Linked DNA regions of Homo sapiens: region 1 is linked to region 2. The links are chromatin contacts, found by Hi-C in ENCODE. All regions are on one chromosome and are shown on one strand. The core of a region is the stretch at or near the end of the contact, and the rest is flanking DNA. Distances in the headings are between cores, read along the strand shown.

Region 1 (6,208 bases), core at 1,252-3,751, 2.5 Mb before region 2:
AATATGTTTAGCCATTTTTACTCACTACCTTGTTCTATTACCAGAATTAGAAGATTGACAAGTTAAGGGCAAGTTAGTGGCCAATGGTCAGCTGTCATTATAGGCTACCTGACAGTTGGAGAGGGATGATTGTGGAGCCATTTACGTGAAAATTACTAGAAATCAGACTTCTCAGATTAACTAGCTGCTTGGTATTTAGGTAGTGACAGCCAAAAGACACTTAATACATATACAAATTTTGTTTTTTAAAATGACTTTTAAAGAACAATCCTAATACATACCTGGCTACAACTCTTTCAGGGAGAAAAAAAAAAAAAAGCAAATACACTTAGATGTTCCTTTTGGACCCTTACCTGTATTCTTTCTTGTCCTGTGGCAGAAGCAAACCCTGAAGCTCTACCACAAAGTCCTCATGCAATAAGCAATGGGAAACAGGAATGCTAGAGAAAAGAAAAAAGTTGAAAACATTTTTAGGTCAGGAACAGAGATCAATATCCTAAAGTCAAATCAAAACTATGGGTTTTTACACCAAGAATCTATGTATAACCTCTACTGGGTTTGTAATTCCCACACATTATCACAGCTATGGGCATTCCTTTGGGGAAGAAGTCCCTAGCTTTCATCTTTACCCACTTTCTCAAATAAAGCATAACTGTTTCTTGATGACTCAAAAGTTTAAAACCACACTGCACTGTGTAATCTCTACACTGGGATCCCCCTACGAATGACATAATTAGGGCTGGCTGTGAGGCCCTGTATGAATTTTCCCCAGGCTCTTCCCTTCATCCTTTCCCTCTAACAAGCTGAGAGCTGTCACTTAGTGTTATTCACACGCCTACCTCTAACAATACGCCCTATATGCTTCTTGTTTTGTGTAAGTTTTTAATCACTCCCTTCCAACTTATTATGAAAAAATTTAAATATATATAACATTTGAGAGTAAACAGGTTTGAGTGAAGGTTTAAAGTACTCTCCTAAACCTGTGGCACTTTTTTTGGCCTGTATATTGGTTATCAGATATAGTCCAAATAAATCAAGTTTATCAAATAATTGTCTTCAAATACCACTGTGCTAGTTTGTATAGCAAAGCATTTGTGTAGATGGGATCCTAAATAAGAGTGTTTCTCTTAATGTAAAACCAAATCTTATGCCACCATTAATGTTGAATTCCTGCAAAGGTAAAAATGCTTCTATCTCACAAAACTTGACCTGGGTACTATATCTGAGAGGCTCAGTGTAAATCATCTAACTCATGAAACAGAAACATGGGAAGTTAGTATACATGTTGAAAGGGCACTTTTCTAATACTGATATCCATTATGTACTCTACATCTGACACGGAGAAAAATAACTTTTCTCTACCAAGTTTTGCTGAATAGAGAGCAGGAGATGTTTAATGATGTGATGATAGTTTTAAAATTCACATAGAAAATGTAGACACTTGGTACTGTGAAAACATTAACACTTGACAAACTATTAACTTTCCTCACTTTAGAGAAGATGCTTAACATTTCTGACTCTCTCCTCCCACCTCAGCCTCACGAGTAGCTGGGACTACAGGCGTGTGATACCATGCCTAGACAATTTTTTTTAATTTTTCGTAGAGACGGGATTTCACCATGTTGCCCAGGCTGGTTTCGAACCCCTGGGCTCAAGCGATTCGCTCGCCTTCGCCTCCCAAAGTGCTGGGATTACAGGCGTCACACACCGCGCCAGGCCCTCCGTTGTTTCTTCCAGCGCTAATTTCTTTGAATTATCAATTTCACCATTTAGATGCAGAGAATCCTACTTAAAAATAAGAAGGCTAACAACTAATCACTAGAGTGTTTTAAGCTCAAACATTTAAAAAAAACCGTCGGGCCTAAAACTAGTGCAAAACAGGGACAAATTATTTTCCACTATGTCTGCTGTGTGTCCTTACTCCTTTAAAGGGGGAGGGACTGTCTGGGCAGGAGAAGGGAGTGGTTAAGGCCTGTCAAGTGAATAGAAACCCAGAGCTGGAAAACACCGGATCCTCAATTTTACAGGTAGGGGAACCATCGGCCCAGAGAGGGGGGTAACCAGCCTCGGGTCACACAGCCAGAATTAGCTGGGCGTCTTCCGAACACGCCACGCTGCCCTGGGATCACCAATTGCTTAAAGGGTCCTGACACCGCAAACTAGGGCCCCACCACTCCTCGGCCCTGTGACGCCCGACAGCGGGGAGCGGGAAGCTCCTCTCGGGAGGCCCCGGGCAGCCACAGGGAGTGGGGCCCAGCTCCAGACCTACTCGGTGGCCCGCACGAAGCTGCACGTGTCTGCCCGGCACACGTAGAAGCTCTTTCCTTTATTCGGGCCATCGCGGACGCCGGTCTTAAGAAAGCAGAAAGTCCCTGAAGAGAGAAGAAAGTGAACAACGATTACGCCACGCTAAATCAACAGGCCCCGGGACGCTGAGACCCTAGCCCCTTACCGTGCTCTGGACACCTAACTTCTTCCATTTCGCTGGGTCCCCCAAGTTCCACAAAGCCCCGCCCCCAATTCTGCTTCCGCCTTTTACTCCGCCCTCTTTGTTCAGGAACCAACCATCACTCAGCTCTTGCAGTCTTAATCCCTCCCATAATTCTCCGCCCTTGGCCTTCACCCGTCCTAGCCGCTATCAGCCAATCATATAGGAACTTCGCTCACCTCCAACCAATCACAGCTGCCCTCAGGTATGGCGCGCGCCGAAATCAAATACGGAGCCAGGGGGCGTAAAGGACCCGGCTTTTGCAGGCTGGGGCGTGGCTGAGGCTGGGGAGAAGCTTAGAAGGTGGCGGGGCTTCTGGAGGAAAAGAAGCTTCGATTTGCAGGTCTTGGAAGACGGAAGGGCAACTCTTGTTTACGTTTAAAACCGAGAGGCGGCCCTAGGGGTAGCGCCAGTTAGCAGGCGCTGAAAGGCCCTGGCTTCGTGGGTGTCTCTGAGCCAGGCTGGCGCTCGTGCGCGCTGGGCTCCGCGCTCAGTCGCTGGGGTGGGAGGCCAGGGGAAGCCGCCGCTGCAGGCCGAGCCGCGAGATTTGCAGTGCAGGAGCCGAAGCGGCGGGCATGGTGGGAGGTCCTTGGAAGCTGCTGCGGGGAACTGAAACGGCTCTGATAGGCAGGCACAAAGACTTCTCTAGGACCCCCTACAATGCTTTACGTTTGCCTCGTGCTTTAGATTTCACAAAGTGCTTACACATAACACGACCCTCCTCACTCGACCTGGTGAGATGGGTAGCATTTTGTGGAAGATTCCGAGACTCAAGTTTGAGAGACTCACCCAAGGTCAGAGTTGGCGAGTGGGCGGTCCGTGGACAGGTGCGCAGGTCTCAGCGCCATTTGGCCCGCGCTGCTGCTTCCTGTGTGTACTGGATGTTCTCTAGGCTCGCCCAGCGTGGAAGCCCCGAGTTACCAGCCGCAACGTGGAAACCACAGAAGGGGAAATAGATGACTTTTGGTGAAGGCGAATTTTACTTTATCATTTTGTATTGTCAAACTTTTTTTTACTATTATGCTTTTGTAATTTTAAAAATCGAAGACGAGGTTAAATAGAAGAAAGGGGACAGTTCCCTTCTATTTAACTTCATCCTCGATTTTTAAAATTTGAAGTTGTAATCAAAACTATTAGTAAACAGAGAGGAATAGATATTAGATTTATTGCAATAGAAATAGTTTCATATTGCAGCTATTGAGGACCATATGTCCCAGACATATGGTGTGGCACCTGCACTGTTCTTATGGGGGCCGTAGAACAGAAAATCTGTAATGTCTAGGAAATCTGGGCGATGTGATAAATGTACATGTTATGGGGATCCGGAGGAAGGGAGACAAACCTGAGGTATCATTTATTAATTAAACAGTACTTACTAAATAGCTTTTTTGTGCCCGTTGTGGACTAGGTGCTTGAGAAATGTAAAATTCATTCATTCACACACACAAAGTTTGAAACAACTATTCTAAGCACAAGGAACTTACTCAGTATTTTGAGGAGACTGAACTAGTACATGTTGAACACTTAAATAACAATATAAAATAGTATTTAAATGTCAAAATGAATGGAGTTAGCAGTAACTCTCTAGGACTAGAGAAAAATGGAATTTCCAAAGTGAAGTTCCTTTATACATAACTACCCTTCCGAAACTTAGATGAACTTAGAGATAAGACAGGAACAACAAATAGGTAGAAGCATTTTCATTATTCCAAGATTGTTATTCTTGCAAATGATGTATTTGTACATGTTTAATAGATGCTGTATTGGAGGTAGTATACCATGAATACAGGATTTGCAGAAAGAGGGGCATGGTAATTAATTATTTCTTGAATAATTTTCGAAACAAGGCAAAATCGGGGCCTCTTAAATATCCCGTTAAGGAAGAAGCTCCTCCTCTGCAAGTACCCAAGTCGGTATCTCCAGTCCAACCTCACAAAAGTGTGCACAGCCAAATCACAGACAGGAGGAATATTTCTTCCATAAATTAAAAATATACTAGATCAAAATGTTAAGTCCCTGGACAACTTATTCCACCTCATCATATTTACAAGATTGAAAAAAATAAGTTTGAGATTGGACGAAAGATGGTCATAACTGGAAACATTTTTAAAATTAATTTTTATGCCCGTTGAGTATGGTGGTGGGCACCTGCGGTCCTAGCTACTCAGGAGGCTGAGGTGGGAGGATGGCTTGAGCCCACAAGTTTGAGGCTACAGTGAGCTGTGATTGTGCCACTGCACTCTAGCCTTGGTGACAGAGTGAAACTTTGTCTCTTAAAAAAAAACTTATGCCTATTGAAATAAATAATAATGAATTATACAACATACACTTTTCAAAATATACACATGTATTGGTGTATGTGTATTAATTTTTATTCTTAATTTATATTTTAAATTTATATTGTTAATTAGCCTACAGACCCCCGGAGAGACCTTGGGAGAATGTGCTTTATGGATCTCTATTTTGAGTAAAGTTTAGAGTTTGTTTTTCCTTAAAGCTTGATTTATTCAAAATAATGTCTAGGCTGGGTCCTAGATTTAGATGGCTTAAAATGCACAGGTTAATTATCCAATAAATTTGTTCAGTATGGAGCTGGTCAAATGCAAAGTATATGTTGGAATTGTTCTAAAACTGGATTGTGGTAATGGGTGCACAATTGATTAAATTTACTAGACTCTTTGAATTGTACACTTTAAATAGGTGAATTCTATGACATCTAAATTATACCTTAATAAGGCTGTTTTAAAAACTAAGCAATGCCAAAATACCTATCTGCTGCATTGAAAGTAATAACTAAAATTGGTCATCTAGATATGTTGACATCCTTAAGGAAACATCCTAATGGGTGAAGAAATAAAGTGGTAGTAGAAACCCTTCGGTTACAGAAGCAGACTGGTTCTTTGACCTGTGAAATATTGAATAAAATCCAGGGTAGGCCAGACAAGGTGGCTCATGCCTGTAATCCCAGCAGTTTGGGAGGCTGAGGTGGGTGGATCACTTGAATCCAGGAGTTTGGGACCAGCCTGGGCAACATGGTGAAACTCCATCTATACAAAAAATAAAAAAATTATCCAGGCTTGGTGGAGCATGCCTGTGGTCCCAGCTACTTGGGAGGCTGAGTTGGGAGGATCACCTGAGCCCAAGGAGGTCGAGGCTTCTGTGAGCCATGATTGAACCACTGTGCTTCTGCCTGGATGACAGAGTGAGCCCCTGTCTCAAAAATAAAATATAATTCTGGGGTAGCACAGACACTCATTTTATTTTTATTTATTTTTCTTTTCTTTTTTGAGATAGTGTCGTGCTTTGTCACCCAGACTGGAGTACGGTGGTGTAATCATAGCTCACTCTAGCCTCAACCTTTCAAGCTCAAGCAATCCTCCCACCTCAGCCTCTGGAGTAGCTGGGACCACAGGTTTGTGCCACCACACCTAACTAATTTTTTGATTTTTTTTTTTTTTTTTTTTTTTTTTGTAGAGAGGAGGTCTTGCTGTGTTTCCCAGGCTGGTCTCAAACTACTAGGCCCAAGCAGTCTTCCTGCCTCAGCCTCCCAAAGTGCTGAAATTACAGGTGTGAGCCAACACACCCAGGAACAAGTCCAACCCCACAAAAGTGGAGCTTAATTCCTAGGAAAATGAAAGAATTATACTTTCTGTGGTCAGCATTGTGCTGGCTGGCATACATTAAACATGTCAGACCTCCATAAGATACCAGTGGTGAGAG
Region 2 (5,631 bases), core at 120-2,619:
GATGACGCCACTGCACTCCAGCCAGGGCGACAGAACGAGGAGGTCTCAAAAAAAAAAAAAGTTTTCACGTGGTTTAAGGACTTACAGCACCTTTCTTGGGAACACTAACAGGAGACCAAAGCATTTCATGATCTTAACACTAAAACAGTTGTTGCACTACATAAAATCCTCCAAATACCTTTTTTTTTTTTTCAAATAAAAAGGCAACTTTCTGAAAGCTTTTCTTTTTTTTTTGAGACGGAGTTTCGCTCTGTCGCCCAGGCTGGAGTGTAGTGGCGCTATCTCGGCTCACTGCAGCCTCCGCCTCCTGCCGGGTTCAAGCCATTCTCCTGCCTCAGCCTCCTGAGTAGCTCGGATTACAGGCGCACGCCATTACACCCGGCTAATTTTTATATTTTTAGTAGAGACGGGGTTTCACCATATTGGCCAGGCTGCCCACGAACTCCTGACCTGACCTCAAGTGATCTGCCCGCCTCGGCCTCCCAAAGTGCTGGGATTACAGGCGTGAGCCACTGCGCTTGGCCTGAAAGCTTCTACTACCATTGTTGTAAGGGCATTTGTCACCCAGCTCAACCCAGGACACTTAAAGTGGGACCTCAGAAGGACGCAGTATTGGTTATATCCGTGGCTCTCCAAACTGACATACATAAGAATCAGCTGAAGGGACTTTTCCCCCTCCGTCGGCTCTCTCCCTCACTTCCTGATTCAGGTCTGGGGACTGGCCCTGGCATCTCTGCTTTGAAAAACTCCTCCGTTGATTCTGATACGTAGCAACTCCTGAGAATCACCTTAAGATGCCAAAAATAGCTGTTAAAGAGTTTCTTCCTCACTCGGTCTTTTCAGCCTATTTCTGATAGATCCTCAGTTCAAAAACAAAAAGCAAAAAAAAAACAAAAAAAAAAACCAAAACCAAACAAACAATAAGCCCCGCTTTAGTGCTCCACGGCCACCCAAAGGAACGCGGCTGGTCTACGCACAGCAGAGACCCAGGAGGTCCCGGCGATCGAGCGGCGCGGCAGGTGAAACTTCCGCGGAGACGCCCGGGACACGCTCGCAGGGACCGGAACCGTCCCGGCTACCACCCTTCCGTATGCACCACCGCTGTGTCGGAGTTCATAACCAACCCCAGCCAAAGGCTACCCAGCGTCAACGGCCTCTGGCTTTAAAAAAAAAATCTCCCTTCGGGTTAAAGAGCCGCGGCACTGACGCAAGGAACTGGCTTCGAGGGTCCGGGACCGCTCCGCGCCCGCGAACCGAGTTCCCGCCTCCCTCGGGAGGACGTCCGTGCGTACGTGCGCGTGCCGCAACCGCCCTCCTTCAAACGCGCGACGCGAGGGCGGGGGCGCCGCGTGCGCGCGCGCTCTCGTTGGTTCGCTCTCTCGCTAGCTCTCGGCTGCCGCTCTTGCTGCGGCTGCGGCTGGGGCTGGGGGCGGCGGCGGCGGCGACGCGGGCGGCGGGCGGCGCGGGGCGGTCCGGCGGGTTCAAAGAGGAAAACATGGCGGAAAACAAAGGCGGCGGCGAGGCTGAGAGCGGCGGCGGGGGCAGCGGCAGCGCGCCGGTAACTGCCGGGGCCGCCGGGCCCGCCGCGCAGGAGGCGGAGCCGCCTCTCACCGCGGTGCTGGTGGAGGAGGAGGAGGAGGAAGGCGGCAGGGCCGGCGCTGAGGGCGGCGCGGCCGGGCCCGACGACGGGGGGGTGGCCGCGGCCTCCTCGGGCTCGGCCCAGGCTGCTTCATCTCCTGCGGCCTCAGTGGGCACTGGAGTTGCCGGGGGCGCAGTATCGACGCCGGCTCCAGCTCCAGCCTCGGCTCCCGCTCCGGGTCCCTCGGCAGGGCCGCCTCCTGGACCGCCAGCCTCGCTCCTGGACACCTGCGCCGTGTGTCAGCAGAGCTTGCAGAGCCGGCGTGAGGCGGAGCCCAAGCTGCTGCCCTGTCTTCACTCCTTCTGCCTGCGCTGCCTGCCCGAGCCGGAGCGCCAGCTCAGCGTGCCCATCCCGGGGGGCAGCAACGGCGACATCCAGCAAGGTGAGCCGGAGGCCCTGCCTGGCATCTGGGCCGCAAGGGATTTGCGCAACCCTAGAGGAGCTGGGGACGGAGGTGCTGGGGCCTGGGGCTGCTCGGACGGGCGCCATCCCGAGGGGTCTCTAAGGTGAAAGACTCGCCCCTGGGACACTTTCCAGAGAAGCTGGACCGCAAGAGATAAGGGGAGCATGAAGGGAGGGGTGCCGGCTGCGAGAGGCTGGGGGAGGGGACACTGGCTCCGAGGGAGGGTTTGTGATGTGCGGAACCCGGCCGAGCGCTGGTTCTGGAGCTGGCAGACCCGTACAGTGAGAGAAGGGGGATTTGGGAAACACGTTGTGAGGAAGCGTTTTGGCTGAAAGGGCCCGGGCCAGCGAGGTGTTGAGGGAGTAGGTAAGAGGTAAGGGCAGTGAAGATGGATTGCTTTGGAGGGAGGGGACTTGGCGTGTTCACAGATAGGAGAGAGGAGGACTATGGATTAAATGGAGGTGGAGAGAATATGTTGGAGAGCAAGGGGTCCAGAGAAGGCGCCTGGAAGAAAATTGTAAGATGACATGGGGAAAGAGAAACTCGGAAAGTGGACTGCATGGTTAGGGAAAATCCTAAGGTTTGGGGATGAAGGAGAAATGAACTTTGAAGGAAATTGAGAGTTAGGGAAAGCTGGGCATGAATTTGTTTTAGCTAATTGGCCGTTAATGAGCCCCTAGTGTTGGGGCACTGTGCTAGGATTGAATAAAGTACTCAATGAAGACTTCATTCACAGTCTAACAGGAGAAACATATAACTTGCAGCAGTGGAGGTGAGTCCTCAGTACAATGGTTGTGGCACAATAGAGGAAAGGTCAGGGAAATTTCACAGGAAAGGAAATCCATGAACAGGTTTCTTGAAGAATGAGTACCTCACTGGGTTGGAGGGTATTCAGGGCACAGGACACCCTTCTACATCCCTGGAACTAAAGACTGTGTAGGGTGATTGGTGGAAATTAGATTGGATTGATGGGCTGAAAAGATAAAGGTTTCACAGTCTCTTAAACTCTTGGGATCCAGGTGTAAGGACTTCAGAATATTTTGGGATTTTTCTTTTTTCTGGCAAGGTCTGTTATGTGAGACTTTTATCAGGGTCTGAGTTAACTCTATCAAACACGTTAATGTTTCTACATTGAAACACGTGAATGTCACGCTAATGGGATAGACGATAAATAACCTCCCAGCATTCACAGTGGGTTCTGTTGCAAACCAATGAAAAAAATTAAAATTTCAAAGCTTTTGAATTTCGGGACTGTAGGTAAGCGATTGTGGAGCTGCACTAAAGGGCTTGGAATTCATCCTGTAGAGTGTATCCTCGACATTGTGGACTGAAGGATGTTCCTGGAGGGCTTTCATATCAAGAGGATAAAAGGATCAGATTTCTGATCCAGAAAGATCACTTAGGGCACTTGAGGGATGAGGGAAGGCAAGGCTGGAGACAAGGAGACCAGTTAGGAGAATCCTGGCGGTTATCTAGGAAAGAAATCAACATTTGGAATGGGTAGTAAAGGAATGATATATCAGGTATTACAGAATGAAGCATTTTGGTTTGGGGGAACGGTAGGGTTTGGAAATCTACTTTGCCATCTCCTACTTACGACTTGGGCAGATGACCTTTTCTTAGCTTCAGTTTTCTCATTTGTGAAATGGGAAAAAAGTATATAACCTCATAGGGTTATTGAGAGAATGAAGTAAGATAAAATGTGTAAAGTGATTAGTACGTGGTAGTTACTAATGAAATGGTAGCTAGTATATTAATAGTAGTAACTAATAGTGGCTATGGGAATGGAGGGATGGGGGGAGTGTATTGAGATTGGTGTGAGGGAGACAAACGTAGAATTCCACATTTTTTGTTTGGTGGATGGCAATGCTATTAATACATATTCAGACACTGAAGCAGGGCTGGGGTGAGGGTGAGGGCTGGGGTGTAGGGAGGATAAAATGTTTTCAGATTGGGATGTTTTGGGTTTCTAGCATTATTGGTACATGTAGGTAAGAATGTTAAGAGTAAGGCTTTGGTTGTTGGAGAAGCTACTAATTGTTAGTAGGTGTTCAGAGAATAACTGCTGGTGGTCTGTGCACCCATGACCATAGTAAGACACATAGGATTCAGTGTTCTTGTGGGAACCTGGGTTAGGTAAGAGATTTAGAGGGAACCCAGAAATACAGATTGTGTTTGACTGATGTGGCTGAGGGACTGAGGTTATGAAATTGGCTCTCTGAAATTTATGAAGGAGAGAGAATAATATGTAAATCCCCTCTTCATTTCTTTATCCTTTCTTTTTGAAGGAGGGGGAGTAAGTGGAAGGGACTAACCAAATGCTGTCAATCTTAAGTAATATTTCTCTCTAACCAATATCTAAAACAAATTGAGTCTGGAATCCACCATGTTTTTGATTAAAAAAAATTTTTTTTTGAGACAGTCTCGCTCTGTTGCTCAGGCTGGAGTGCAGTGGCTCGATCTCGGCTTACTGCAGCCTCTGCCTCCCAGGTTCAAGCGATTCTTGTGCCTCAGCCACCCAAGTAGCTGAGATTGCAGGCGCATATCACCACGCCTGGCTAATTTTTCTGTTTTTAGTAGAGACGGGGTTTTGCCATACTGGTCAGACTGGTCTTGAACTCCTGGCTTCAAATGATCTGCCTGCCTCAGCCTCCCAAAGTCCTGGGATTACAGGCATGAGCCACTGTGTCTAGCCATCCACCGTGTTTTTAGATAGTCTAGAAAATAATTTGTCAGTATTAACTCCTATATACCATTCTGCTTTGCTCTTTAAAAAGATCAAGCTGTGCTGGAAAGAGCACTAGATTGGGTGTTAGGGGACATAGTTCAGCTCTTTAGCTATTTTACGCTAAAGGAAGTTCATACTGTTTTTGTCCTTCAGTTTCCCTTTAAAATGTAGCTGATAGTCGTTTACTTATATCTCACCAAGGCAAATAATAAATGTGAAAATGCTTTGTAACTGAGAAATGCTTCAACAATACAGGATATTATTGATCAACCTCAGATATCATCTCTGGTCTGGAGATCATAGCTAGTGGTTTTAACTCACCATCTTTTTCAAGTGATTTTGAAACAATGATGAGTATAATGCCCTCCTGCCTAACTGGCCTTTTCCTGTTTCTCTTAATACATTTATTCACACCCTCTGGCTGTTCTTTCTAGATCAACAGTTCTCAGAGTGTGGTTCCTGGATCAACAGCATCAGCATCATCTGTGACATTGTTAGGAATACAGATTCTTGGGCCGCATTCCGGACCTCCTGTCCAGTAGTCTCGTTTAACAAGCTCTCCAGGTGATTCTGATTCACGCTTAAGTTTGAGAACCACTGTCTTGAATGAAGGGCTCTCACTTCAAATGTCTCCTCAGACTTTGACTTCTCATTTTAAAGTAGTCCTCCAGGTCGCTCTCTGATAGATCATCTTATTTTCTTTGTAGCACAGCTAAAATCCAAAATGTTTATTTTTGTTTACTTGCCCGTCTCACTTTGCACTAGGATATTGTAGACTGTTCAATAAATAAGTTTTGTGTAAATAAGAATCACTAGAGAGCTTATTAAAATGCTAACTTGGGAGTTTCTTCAGAGACTGGT

Evidence for each region. Hi-C counts contacts between places; a loop is a spot of excess contacts on that map. Pooled maps may share reads with other maps.
Region 1: a loop to region 2 is called in a pooled map, with 9 times the contacts of the local background. The contact joins the promoter of TTF2 here to the promoter of TRIM33 in region 2. A Hi-C loop is called at or near these places in 6 of 50 pooled maps.

The regions. Positions count from the first base shown.
Region 1 is chr1:117,056,619-117,062,826 of GRCh38, reverse strand. It overlaps TTF2 (transcription termination factor 2), which reads right to left and starts at 2,501. Exons shown (of 23, transcript NM_003594.4): 1 at 2,453-2,501; 2 at 2,270-2,372; 3 at 354-440. The coding sequence starts at 2,480. It overlaps CD101-AS1 (CD101 antisense RNA 1), which reads left to right and starts at 3,337. Exons shown (of 4, transcript NR_110786.1): 1 at 3,337-3,454. RefSeq lists an enhancer at 2,801-2,960 and a silencer at 3,381-3,430.
Region 2 is chr1:114,506,941-114,512,571 of GRCh38, reverse strand. It overlaps TRIM33 (tripartite motif containing 33), which reads left to right and starts at 1,369. Exons shown (of 20, transcript NM_015906.4): 1 at 1,369-2,021. The coding sequence starts at 1,496. It overlaps LOC124904348 (a long non-coding RNA gene), which reads right to left and starts at 1,234. Exons shown (of 2, transcript XR_007066452.1): 1 at 647-1,234. RefSeq lists enhancers at 1-172, 1,033-1,202 and silencers at 1,393-1,502, 1,533-1,832.